2 separate regions of the Mus musculus genome follow, and region 1 is linked to region 2. The links are chromatin contacts, found by Hi-C or POLR2A ChIA-PET in ENCODE. All regions are on one chromosome and are shown on one strand. The core of a region is the stretch at or near the end of the contact, and the rest is flanking DNA. Distances in the headings are between cores, read along the strand shown.

What was found. Hi-C counts contacts between places; a loop is a spot of excess contacts on that map. ChIA-PET counts read pairs that join two places held with the same protein, here RNA polymerase II (POLR2A).
Region 1: POLR2A ChIA-PET joins it to region 2 with 18 read pairs in embryonic stem cell. The contact joins two enhancer-like sites. A Hi-C loop is called at or near these places in 2 of 37 maps with a recorded cell type or tissue (regulatory T cell and v-Abl transformed pro-B cells). POLR2A ChIA-PET finds 5 or more read pairs at or near these places in 4 of 5 experiments (Patski and embryonic stem cell).

The regions. Positions count from the first base shown.
Region 1 is chr7:80,828,797-80,835,069 of GRCm38, forward strand. No RefSeq gene overlaps it. Among named protein-coding and RNA genes, the nearest start is that of Iqgap1, 29 kb to the left of the region's middle. Within about 2 kb of position 4,360, at least 1 of the 3 ENCODE cell types and tissues checked has a DNase peak (open chromatin) inside an H3K27ac peak, as active enhancers do.
Region 2 is chr7:80,785,638-80,791,575 of GRCm38, forward strand. The region is part of intron 2 of Iqgap1 (IQ motif containing GTPase activating protein 1); the gene reads right to left. Among named protein-coding and RNA genes, the nearest start is that of Iqgap1, 15 kb to the right of the region's middle. RefSeq lists an enhancer at 3,301-4,547. Within about 2 kb of position 1,279, at least 1 of the 3 ENCODE cell types and tissues checked has a DNase peak (open chromatin) inside an H3K27ac peak, as active enhancers do.

The DNA of each region.
Region 1 (6,273 bases), core at 3,110-5,609, 46 kb after region 2:
TTAGGAAGAAACTAAAGGGAAGGAAGAAAATGGAGATGGGAGACCTGAGTTCAATCCCCAGTTGCAACCCTACAAGCTCACTCACCCACATCAAAACAACGGAGCACTGAGCTTGCTCGGAGGATGCCTTAAGGATCAGGCACTGCCATAGGGGGCTTTCTTATTTGTTTGTATGGTACTCCATCACTGAGCTGAGTCCTCAGCCTCTGTGTGTGTGTGTGTGTGTGTGTGTGTGTGTGTGTGTGAGTGTGTGTGTGTGTGTGTGTGTGTGTGTGTGTGTTTTGAGACAGGGTCTCACTGTGAAGCTTTAGGCTATTGTCATCACATCACATCCAGCTCCCAGTTTTGTTTTGTTTTAAATCTTAATCACATATATGCATGTGGGTATGTGAACATGAGTGCAGGTGCCTGCAGAGGCCAGAACAGGGCATCGGATGCCCTGGAACGGGAGTTACAGGCAGCATGGATGCTGGAAAGCAAACTTGGGTCCTCTGGATAGAGCAGTGTGTGCTCTGAATGACTGGGACATCTCTCCAGCTAGCTGCTTTTGTTTTGTTTGTAATGTATTATTTTTATTTATTTATTTATTTATTTATTTATTTATTTTTTCGAGACAGGGTTTCTCTGTGTAGCCCTGGCTGTCCTGGAACTCACTCTATAGATCAGGCTGGCCTCCAACTCAGAAATCTGCCTGCCTCTGCCTCCTAAGTGCTGGTATTAAAGTCATGTGCTTGGCAATTTTAAAATTCTGATATTATTTTATGTATGCAAGTGTGTTACCTGCATGTATGTCTGCATACCATGTTCACACTTGATTCCCACAGAGGCCGTTAGAGAGCATCGGATTCCCCAGGACTGGAATTACCAATAGATGTGAGCTATGGGATGGAAGCTCAAATTTCATCACACATTGGGGGTGAAGCCTTACTGTGGCTTCACTGTAGGCAGTTTTAGTCAGAAGTCAGACATGATCAAACACGGAAGAACCCACACACAGGAGAAAGGCCTTTAAGTGTGGGTCCTCTGGAAGAGCAGCAGTTCTCTTAACCACTGAGCCCTCTCTTCAGTCTCTTACTTAATCTTTTCATTTGGAGACAGAGGATGTGGGTGGAGGTGGGTGAGAGGGTTTGGGGGGGGGGGTAAGGGGAGTGGTAGGGAATCAAACCATAGAAACACATTTCATTGCTCTGGATTATAACATTTCCCCAACTCAAACAAACAAGCCTTAATAAAAATGATGTCATTAAGTAGGTAAAAACTAATAAGAGAGTTTTAGGCGTGGATTTTGTTTTGACCCCATTTGCATACGCAGAGGCTCTTGCAGGAGTAATGCGATTGATGGGAAGAGAACTATAGGAATCTCGATTTTTTTTTTTTTTTTTTTTTAAAGATTTATTTATTTATTTATTTATTTATTTATTATATGTAAGTACACTGTAGCTGTCAGAAGAGGGCGTCAGATCTCATTATGGGTGGTTGTGAGCCACCATGTGGTTGCTGGGATTTGAACTTCGGACCTTCGGAAGAGCAGTCGGGTGCTCTTACCCACTGAGCCATCTCACCAGCCCAGGAATCTCGATTTTTAGAAATCCTGTTTTCCGTGTCAAGTTCTTGTTCCATGCAGGTGACCCTAAAGTCCCCATAGCTCCAAGGTGCTCTGACTAAGTGCCATTGTGAGAAGCACACGTCTGTGCGCTGATTTATTAATAGGAACATGACCACACCAGTGGGAGCCGGATTCTTCCCTGCCGTCATTTAGGCTAAAATAGAGCGCAGGTCAGAAGGTCAAAGAGAACTGAAACCAAGGGACCACCAATGAGGAGCAAGAGGATTGACTAAGAGGGTGAGCTACTCCATCACACTTCCGCATGACTCAGGGAAACCCCCGGGGCTCCCGATTTGTGGACTCTGCAGACACATCATTGAAGAGGTGGGCAAGCTGGCTCCATGCTTTACATGGATTGGATTCTCAACCAAACGTGGGTTGTCCCTGTGGTTGCCTCCAGGAGAAAGGCACAGCTGAGGACAGAGCCAGCTGCAGGCAGTGCAAGTACCCACCTCAGCTGGACTGGTTAACATCAGTTTTCAGCCAATCCAGAGCTTGGGCAGCTTGCGGTCCTCAGGTGATTCCTGGATGGAGTCTGTCAGCCAGGTGAAAATCTGCTGAGACAAATATAGACTCGGACAGAAGTTAAAATTGTCGAGCAATTGCAGAAGGTAAAGAATCCCCAGACCAAGGGGCAAATCCATTCTCAAGAACAGGCAAACCGGGCGTGGTGGCGCACGCCTTTAATCCCAGCACTCAGGAGGCAGAGGCAAGCGGATTTCTGAGTTCGAGGCCAGCCTGGTCTACAGAGTGAGTTCCAGGACAGCCAGAGCTAAACAGAGAAACCCTGTCTTGAAAAACCAAAAACCAAACCAAAACAAAACTAACTGCTGGGCGGTGGTGGCGCACACCTTTAATCCCAGCACTTGGGAGGTAGAGGCAGGCGGATTTCTGAGTTCGAAGCCAGCCTGGTCTACAGAGTGAGTTTCAGGACAGCCAGAGAAACCCTGTCTCAAAACAAAACAAATCTAACTAGTGAATAGACTAATGAACTAACACAGCAGCAAACTACCTGAAGGAGCTAGTTGCCTGTTGTTCTCTAGCTGTTAAGCTATAATTAGCTTAGCCATCAATATTATCAGAGACCTGAGAAGGATAAACTACTATCTAAATGGCCTATGTGTCAGTTAAAATGACAGAAACTAGTCCATATTTCATGACCTGGCCATTTGTCCCAAGTTCCTGTGGTCTCCATTGCATCAAGGACAATGGCAGTCTTTGGCCATCAGGCCCAGAAGATGAAGAGGCCTTTTCTGTGGATGAGGAACTTGGGAGAGACTGTCCTCATCTCATCTTAAGCAAAGTGTGGCAATCAGTTGTCTGGTTGTCCTCTGTCCACAGCTCAGGCCGGGCTCTGGCAGTGGGCGAGGCGCTGGGGCAGTTATGTCCAGTAGTTATGTCCTTTGTGGTTGTGCCCATATTTTCTTGGATACCTTGGAGGGTCACTGTTAGGATTTGGGAGTCTCTGTCTGTCGTGGTAAGTTTAAACATACTAAATGCCACATTCAGGAGATCTCTGACTGGTTTGAGGGCTAGTACCTACCTGTTTTTAGTTATCTGCTCTAAACTATACCTTGAAAATATAAAACAGAAGACTAAATAAAGCTTAATCTTGAAATTAACTGCATCAGTTCTTAGCATGGCTTCTTATATATTTCTGAACAGATTAAATTATTTGATCATTTACAAGGATACTGGTTATCTATCTCTGTTATGTTTGAGCCTTAAAAGTCAGTTTTGAATTGAAGCTCTTCTAATATCAAAATAAAACTTTTTAACCCCAAAAACATACTCCATAAAGAGACTACCACCCTTTCTGACCTTTATCTGGTATATCATTATAGAGCATAACAGTTTCCCGTGTGATTAGGTTTAAGCCGAAGGCAGTGTCAGCACAGGAAAGGGGTTAACAAGATGGGAAAATGGCAAGAACCTTGATTGGCTGAGGAAGCTGTTATTGGCACGTTGGGCTGACAGGAAGGGCTTGCTGGAGCCTTGCCAGGGCTCAAGCAAGCTGAAAGGAAGTGGTGGTGGGGGCGGAATTTCAAGAGCCAGTGATTCTTAACCTTTGTTAATGCTGTAAACTTCTAAAAAAAAAGGGGGGGGGGATTGCAACCCTATAGGAGGAACAACAATATCAACCAACCAGATCCCCCAGAGCTCCCAGGGACTAAGCCACCAACCAAGGAGTACACATGGCTCCAGCTGCATATGTAGCAGAGGATGGCCTTATCTGGCATCAATGGAAGGAGATGCCCTTGGTCCTGTGAAGGCTTGATGACCCAGTGTTGGGGAATGCCAGGGCGATGAGGAGGGGTTGGGTTGGTGGGTGGGGGAGCATTCTTATAAAAGCAGAGGGAAGGGGGCATGGGATAGGGGGTTTGTGGAGGGGAAACCAGGAAAGGGGATAACATTTGAAATGCAAATAAATAAAATATAGAATTTAAAAAATCCTTAATTTTTATTCCTGGTATCATTACCATAATTTATAGAGCAATATGTACGTTATAAATTATAAATTATAAACCAATATTTTATAAACAAGACATGCAGAACACAGTAAACGTTTAAGAGCAGTCAGAAATAAAGGTGTAGTGGCAAATGTTATTTATATATTTAAAGCAGACAAAAATCTTAATTTCAAGGGATGAGCGCCTTGCCACCTGTTGATCCAACTCTCGTGGGCACTGAGGTTTTGTAGCAGAGAAGCTGAGAGGCAGCTGGTGCTCCTTTAAGAGCAGCTTGCACCAATCACACAGCCCCTGGCTTGCTGTCGGCTTGATCCGGGAAGGAGGCGGGGCTTCTCCACCAGCGCCAGACTCCCTGCTGCAGGTGCAGGGCTCCAAGGGCAGCGCCAGTTCATCCGTTTCTGTTGTCTCAATGCAGCTGCTTCTTTCTAAATACAAAAACACTGTTTTATGAGTTATTAAATATTACTTTCTTATTTAAGTTAGCCTGATTGGTTATATAAGTTTTTTTTATAAGTTTTTTTTTTTAAGATTTATTTATTTATTATATGTAAGTACACTGTAGCTGTCTTCAGACGCACCAGAAGAGGGCATCAGATCTCATTACGGGTGGTTGTGAGCCACCATGTGGTTGCTGGGATTTGAACTCCAGACCTTCGGAAGAGCAGTCGGGTGCTCTTACCCACTGAGCCATCTCACCAGCCCCGCCTGATTGGCTATGATCAAGCACTGGACATTTAAAAATTTCCACCTAAGCTTGGCATAGCGGCATACATCTGTAATTCCGGTATTTGCAAGAGGATTAGGAGTTCATACGCATACTCAAGTACATAGGAGTTCAGGCTAACCTGGGCTAGTGAAACTTAGTTTGGGGGTGAGGGGAGACTAAGAGATAGCTCTGTGGGTAAAGTACTTGCTATACAAGCTTTGGGACCCGAGTTCACACCACTAGCTCTCAGAAAAGGCTCAGCAGGAAAAGTGGCATGGGCGTGGCTACGCATGGGCGTGGCGGTGCATACTTTTGATCCCAGCACACAGGAGGCTACCTGGTCGACATAGTTGAGTTCCAGGATAGCTAGGGATCTATAGAGAAAAAGCCTGTCTCAAAAAACAAACAAAGAAACAAACAAAGAAAAAAAAAAAACATACATCTTCAATCCCAGTACTGGAAAGAGAAGCAGAGAGCAGAGACAGGAGGGACCACCTGAATGAAACACCATGATCAAAAAGCAAGTTGGGAAGGAAAAAGTTTATTTAGCTTATACTTCAACATTACTGTTCATCACCAAAGGAAGTCAGGATAGGAAGGAACTTAAGCAGGCCTGGAACCTGGAGGCAGAAGCTGATGCAGAGGCGGGAGTTGGGGGGGGGGGGTGTTGGGGGGGCTGGAGGGTTGGGGGGGCGTAGGGTGTGTGTGTGTGGGGGGGTGCTGTTAACTGGCTTGTCCTAGCAATATCAGCCAGCTTTCTTATAAAACCCAGGACTACCAGCCCAGGGATAAAACCACCTACAATGGACAGGCTCTCCTGCTTCAATCGCTAATTAAGAAAACATCTTAGGGGGCTGGAGAGATGGCTCAGCCGTTAAGAGCACTGACTGCTCTTCCAGAGGTCCTGAGTTCTATTCCCAGCAACCACATGGTGGCTCACAACCATCTGTAATGGGATCCAATGTCCTCTTCTGCTGTGTCTGACAGCTACAGTGTACTCATATAAATAAAATAAATACATCTTTCCAAAAAAAAAAAAAAAAGAAGAAGAAGAAGAAAACATCTTGGTCTTTGAGAAGTATTTTCTCTATTGAGGTTTCTTCCTTTCAGATGACTCTAGCTTGTGCCAAGTTGACATAAAACTAGCCAAGGACACCATTTATGTTTATATACACAAACACATTTATATACATAAATTTAGGAATATTTTCTAGTTTAAATTCCTTTGAATAGACACATTAATTTTAAGTTAATTTTAAGAATTATTTATTAATTTTATTCATTGAGAGATTTCAGATAATTCATATAAAAGTGAACAAATTTAGAAACAATAATTTATTTTCATTTTTACTATTAATAAAAATAGAACAATTAGTTTAAATTCCTTTTAACTTGAGCCACTTCCGATGTGAATAACTTGGAAATTAATTAATTTCTCCTTTTTTAAAATTAGATATTTTCTTTTATTACATTTCAAATGTTATCCCCTT
Region 2 (5,938 bases), core at 29-2,528:
TGTTCAAGCTCCATTACTGAAGGGAGAAGGGGAGGAAACCATAAGGGAGTATTTTTAAGACTTAGTTTTGGGTGATTTTTAGCTGTGTGTATGTATGAGTATGTAATGAACCTGTTTAGCAGGATATGCTCTTAAAGAGAGGTGTGTGCTCCATCTTTGGCTGTCAGATTACTGAAAGAATGGACCCCAAGAAACTGGAGAGTTCCCAGGACTCCTTCCTGCTAAAAGAGGAAACAATGCCACCCTGGGGGCATCCACATGTTTCCAGGAAAAATATCTGGCGCCCCTCAGATGACCCTGCAGGAGGCTTGGAGCTGAGATGGTGGGCTGGACCACATCTTATTGGACTGCTTAGTTATGTATCTTGCTTCCTACCTTTAGGGCAGACCCTTTGAGGACGGACTTTAGGACTTTAGGAACCGTGGTGCTAGCTTTCTTTGTCTCCCTTCCCAACATGGCTACATTGAACAACACCCCCCTCCTTTTTTTTTTTTTTTCTTTTTGCTTTTTGCTATTATTTTGCTTTCATTAATTGTGAAGTACACATGGGCAAGATCATTACAGGCATCTAAGAGGCCAAAGGAGTCATGCCCAGGAAAGTAGAATTAAGACAACTATGAGCCACCCAGTATGGGTGCCAGGAATCAAATTCAGGTCCTATGGAAGAACAATTAGTGCTCTTAACTGTTTAGCCATCTCTCCAAACTCAAATGATTTTCTATAATTTCATATATATACTAGGACTGTATGAAAATGGCCTGAAGAGGACTTCAGAAGCTAAAAAATAAGATTAATAAATTCAAACATGTCTTAAGATGCTATTACTATAAACACCTTACAAAAATAAAAGTGTAAAGGGTAACGTGGAATAAATATTTATAATACATATGGCATACACAGGGGACAATGCTAACAGCCATCTAACTGGAAAAGATGGCACAGGGTAGGAGAAACAGGACCGAGGAGACAGGTGGGCTTTTTCTTCTCTGGATCTCCCATCCCCTCTGAATTATGTACCACAGCCAGGCACACTCTGGTTTTGAATTAAAAAAGAAAAGTTCAATCTGGGCCATAACTATACTTTTTGAAAAATTACCTTTCACAATAATACCAGAATCCCCTTCTATTTTCTCTCCTCAAAAATCTCACCAATCTTGGCGCCTGGTGTCTCCCCAGGCCCTCAGCAGCTGCCCAGCAGCAGCACAGCCCTGGGCTGGCAGCTGCCTTTCCAGTGTTCCTCTGCTTTTCGTTATGATTTCCAGTGAGTCAACAGGAAAGCATTCTCAGTAAAGAAGAAATAGAGGCCTTCAGACAAGTCCTTCCTCCACCCACACCCCCCAAACACGGCTCTTGCCAAAACGATGTAAGGCAATTTCCAATCCAACTTGCCACTCCTGTCTGCATGAGGTCACTATTTAGCAAAGGACAGTCTGGTGGGACACAAGCTAAACCCAAAGGCAGAGACCAGGTTAGAACGTAGGAAAAAAAAAAAAAAAACGGTGAGGAATAGCCCAACAATCCAGTTAAAAGCACAAATACGTGACGAAATGGGTGTGGTGGACCATGCCTGTAAACCCAACCTACTCCTGAACCACAGCGGACTGAAACCAGAAGCTACCCAGACGACTTAAGGAGACCCTGCTTCAAACTGGTTTGTCTAATCACTGGGATTTGGGGTGTGTTTTAGCAGCAGGTAATCTGCCCAGCATCTGTGAGACTCTCAGTTCAGTTCTCAATATAAAAAACAAACCAAAAGACAAACTGGACATTTGAGGGTGGATGAGACTTTAATGAGCAGACACAGCTCCAGTCCTCGGCCATATGACAGCTGACACCAGTTGTCTGGAACTGAAAGACTCCAAGAGGAGCCCCTCGCTCAGGCCTCAGGACAATAGCGGACACCCAAGAACTCACGATAGACCAAGCTTGATGCAAACCACATGAGGCTTTATTCGGGGAAAGCCAGAGCTCTGGGGACGACTCATATCCCATGCAGAGGTAGAGGAGTCGACCTCGAGGGGAAAGAGGTCCCAGTTTTTATAGGCCCTCAGGGGAGAAAGGAGAAGGGGAGAGTAGGGGATTTCCAGATCTAAACAATGTCTATTCTCAAGAAATGGGTATGGGAGGGGTACAAGGAAAGAGTCTGGTGCAGGTGTAGCAACTCAGGATTGGCCCGGCTGTGGTTGCTGGGGAGATTTTCTGACTCTTTCTCAGCAACCAATATCACAAACACCTGGCAATGGGCTTCATCAGTGGGCACACACATGGGTTCAAGGAATGGTCAAAACATTGGCAGACACACAGGTTCAAGGAGTGGACAGAGCATTGTGCACCTCTAGTTTTCTAAATCAGTGAAGCTAGTTCTGCTAACAGTGACATCTATCTTGCCAATTTCAGGGCTTCTGTGACCTTTTACATTCTGTCAGGATCTTTCAGAACCTCGACCTTACTGCTGCCCCTTCCATGTCTGCAGAGGTCAGGAGCACTGGCAATAGTTGGTGTGACACATACCTAGGCCGGAGTTACACAGACAGTTAAGTAGCCTTGGAACCCGTGTTTTGAATTCCATGCCTCTGTCACAGTGAGGTTCCACTGAAGCGGCATCATCATTCAGTGTACTTAGTGATAGTTACAACTGTTGTGGTTATTTATACACATACCGGCCACATCGAAGCAGTGAGGGCATGTGGTACAGAGCAAGGGCTTCGGAGTTCTGGTAAACTGCAAATCCACTACATGAGGGATTAGTTTCTCTGAGCTCTGTTGTCTTATCTGCTGAATAAACATAACAAGCCCCTCCTGGGGCATCCAGAGAGCTGACCAGATCAGTGTATAAAGTACTCAGTGCACTGTAGACACAGAGAAAGGGCTCATGAAATAGTACAGATGACCACAAGGGAGAGGGGACCAAGCAAGAGGAAGTCACTGACTTTGGGACACACGGGGAAAATTTCATATTGTTGCAAATAGCAGGGGATCTGGGTTTCATGGGGATCTTGTTTTCTTTTAGCTGTCTTACACAAAATGAATTAAATTTCATATATATAATGCCTGGGGCTGGTGAGATGGCTCAGTGGGTAAGAGCACCCAACTGCTTTTCCGAAGGTCCGAAGTTCAAATCCCAGCAACCACATGGTGGCTCACAACCATCCGTAACGAGATCTGACTCCCTCTTCTGGAGTGTCTGAAGACAGCTACAGTGTACTTACATATAATAAGTAAATAAATCTTTTAAAATATATATATATATATATATATATATATATATATATATATATATATATATATATATATATATAATGCCTGGTAGAAATAACCAATTCTATCCAAAAAAAAAATGTTTCCTGAAAATTCAAATTTAAGTAAATATTTGCATTTCAAATTAAATCATTAGCCAGATCCTTCATTTATATGTTTTTTATATTAATTTTTGTAATAAAAACACTGCCAAGCCACTATAAGGAGCCTTCTAAAACTAAAGTGAAGAAGCAGGGCTGTGATTAATTTGATCAGGTAGCCCCTGGCCCTTGGCATTCAGCTAGTATTTCACACTCAGCCTCCTCAAAGATATGGTCTCTAAGCAACGGAGTCCCAAATTAAACAAACAGCAGAGTGATATGAATCACTTCCTGAAGGTCTCACATTGCCTACCAGCACTTTATTTACACAAATACTTGTCACAGGGTTATTTTAGGCAACTCCAATTAGAAGCAACCAGAGGTCCATCTAATATCATATCATTTACTAGTACTCAAAACTGGCCCTGCTATCTACCAACAGGTATCTCTGAACTAGTTCATAGTGAAGCAGAATAAATTATAAAGAATCAGAAACAGATCACCCAGCAAGACCAGGAAATGAAATTCCTAGAATAAGCTAACTCAAGACTTCAAATACATTTTCACCATTTTGTCTCATGGGGTTTAAAATACATGAGCACAATCACTGCTTTGATCTCTAAATCCAGGAGAAATATATACCAAATTAGGTCAAATGAACAGGCTGCTTAGCTCTCAAAGACTTTCTCAATCTTGACTGGTCAACAGTCTGTACACTCAGCCGCCGGGTTAACACTGGTGTGTGGTCACGTCCACCTCCACACTGTCTGTAAGGAGAACTGTAAAATGTCAAACCCACGCCTCCCATGAGCCTCCTTTTCTCCACCTCTGGGGGGACTGCTATGCACCCCTCTGCTCTTCATGAACTAATGAAGGCCCTCTTAACTACTAACAAGAATAGAAAGACTTTACAGGTCAAAATGAACGCTCTAAGAAGTCAGACAACAGAACCAGAGAGAACTAAACCAAGCCAGCAGCAAACAGACAGCAGAACACACACCTAGGATGACCACTGCAGATGATTTACGCCACAACTTGGTTGCTATGACTTTACATAAACAAATGAAATGAAGAGAAGCCATAAAGAGATTGTGCAGCTCACCCTCAAGACAGAACTAATGAATCAGAAGCAATTATTAAAGGTAAAATGGATAATTTCCTAGAGCTAAAATAAATAAAAAGATATTGCAAGAAGGGACCAGCCAGGAGGAGGGCAGAGGGCACATGGAAAAACAAAATATAATGACACATCTGCAGAAAGATGACAACAGACAATGACCCCATTACCGTGTGTGCTAACTTGAAAATTAATTTTAAGAAATAAAAGAGAGGGCAACATTTGGAATGTAAACAAATAAAATAAATTTTAAAAAAAGAAATAAAAAGGGGAGGGGGAAAGCTTTTAAAATACATTATAAATCAAAAAGAGTCTGACTGAGGACTGACTTGGAAGTAAGGTGCCTGTCTCTCACACATACACATCTAAAAGAGGCCCACTGAAAAGCCCACATTACAGACAAAACTGCTAACACAATGCCAATCAGAAAGGAACAAAAATTCTATAAAAGTAAAAAAATTAACAAGTCACAGTTCTTGAGAAGGAGCCAAAATAAAACTGCTGCAGTTTCTCAGTAAGAACGGATAAAGCAAGTGAAGTGCTGGGCAGTCAAGAGAAGTCCTTAACTCACCATGACAGGCAAGTCCAGAGCTAGACCGGGTCTCACACGCACACGCACACAATTAAAGAAAATCTTAAGTAAAGTTATTAAATCACAGAGAAGTTAGCAGGCTGAGTATACCTGTGACCAGAGCACAGGGAAGCAGAGCAGGAAGGCATTCACTACAAACTGAAGAGCTGAGTCAAACCCAGAACCTAAGGGAAAAGCCAGGCATAGTAGCAGCTTGTAATCTCAGGGTTAGCCTTACTTGACATAACCTCAGGACAATGAGACCTTGTCTCCAAAAGAGTGGATATTTGCCTGAGGAATTGACACCTGGAGTTGTCTCCTGGCTTCCACATATATGAGCATATGTGCACTCTCACCCACAAAAACATGTGCATACACTCACGTACACACACATGTACGTGCACACAGACACACTACTGGAGAGCTTACAAAAGTTAACATAAAGATAAGCAGACGACATAAAAGATAAGCAGACAACAACAGAAAATCTGGATATAAAAATAAAACTATAGACAAAAACGTAACAAAATGTTCAGCTTAGTAGCCAATAGTCAAAGCAATGTTTTAAATTGGCATAGATCTAAATAAATTTTATATAGATGTTAAAAACAGTGAGAAATTTTGGAATTTGTGGTGCTGGAGAGATGGCTCAATGGCTCTTAGAGAGGACATGCGTTCAGTTCCCAGCTCCCACACAGGAGGCCATAAGTGCCTACAAGTTCAGCTCCAGGAGGTTCAACTCCCTCATCTGACCTCCCCATCACACATGTGCACATGTCTATAAAAATAAACTGAATCTTTTAAAAATGTTGAACTTATGATACAACTACCTAAAACTATGCACTTGACACAGAGCATCCCTCGATCCCTGCCGTCCCTTATTGCTATCTTAGTGTAAAGGGATGCTAGATA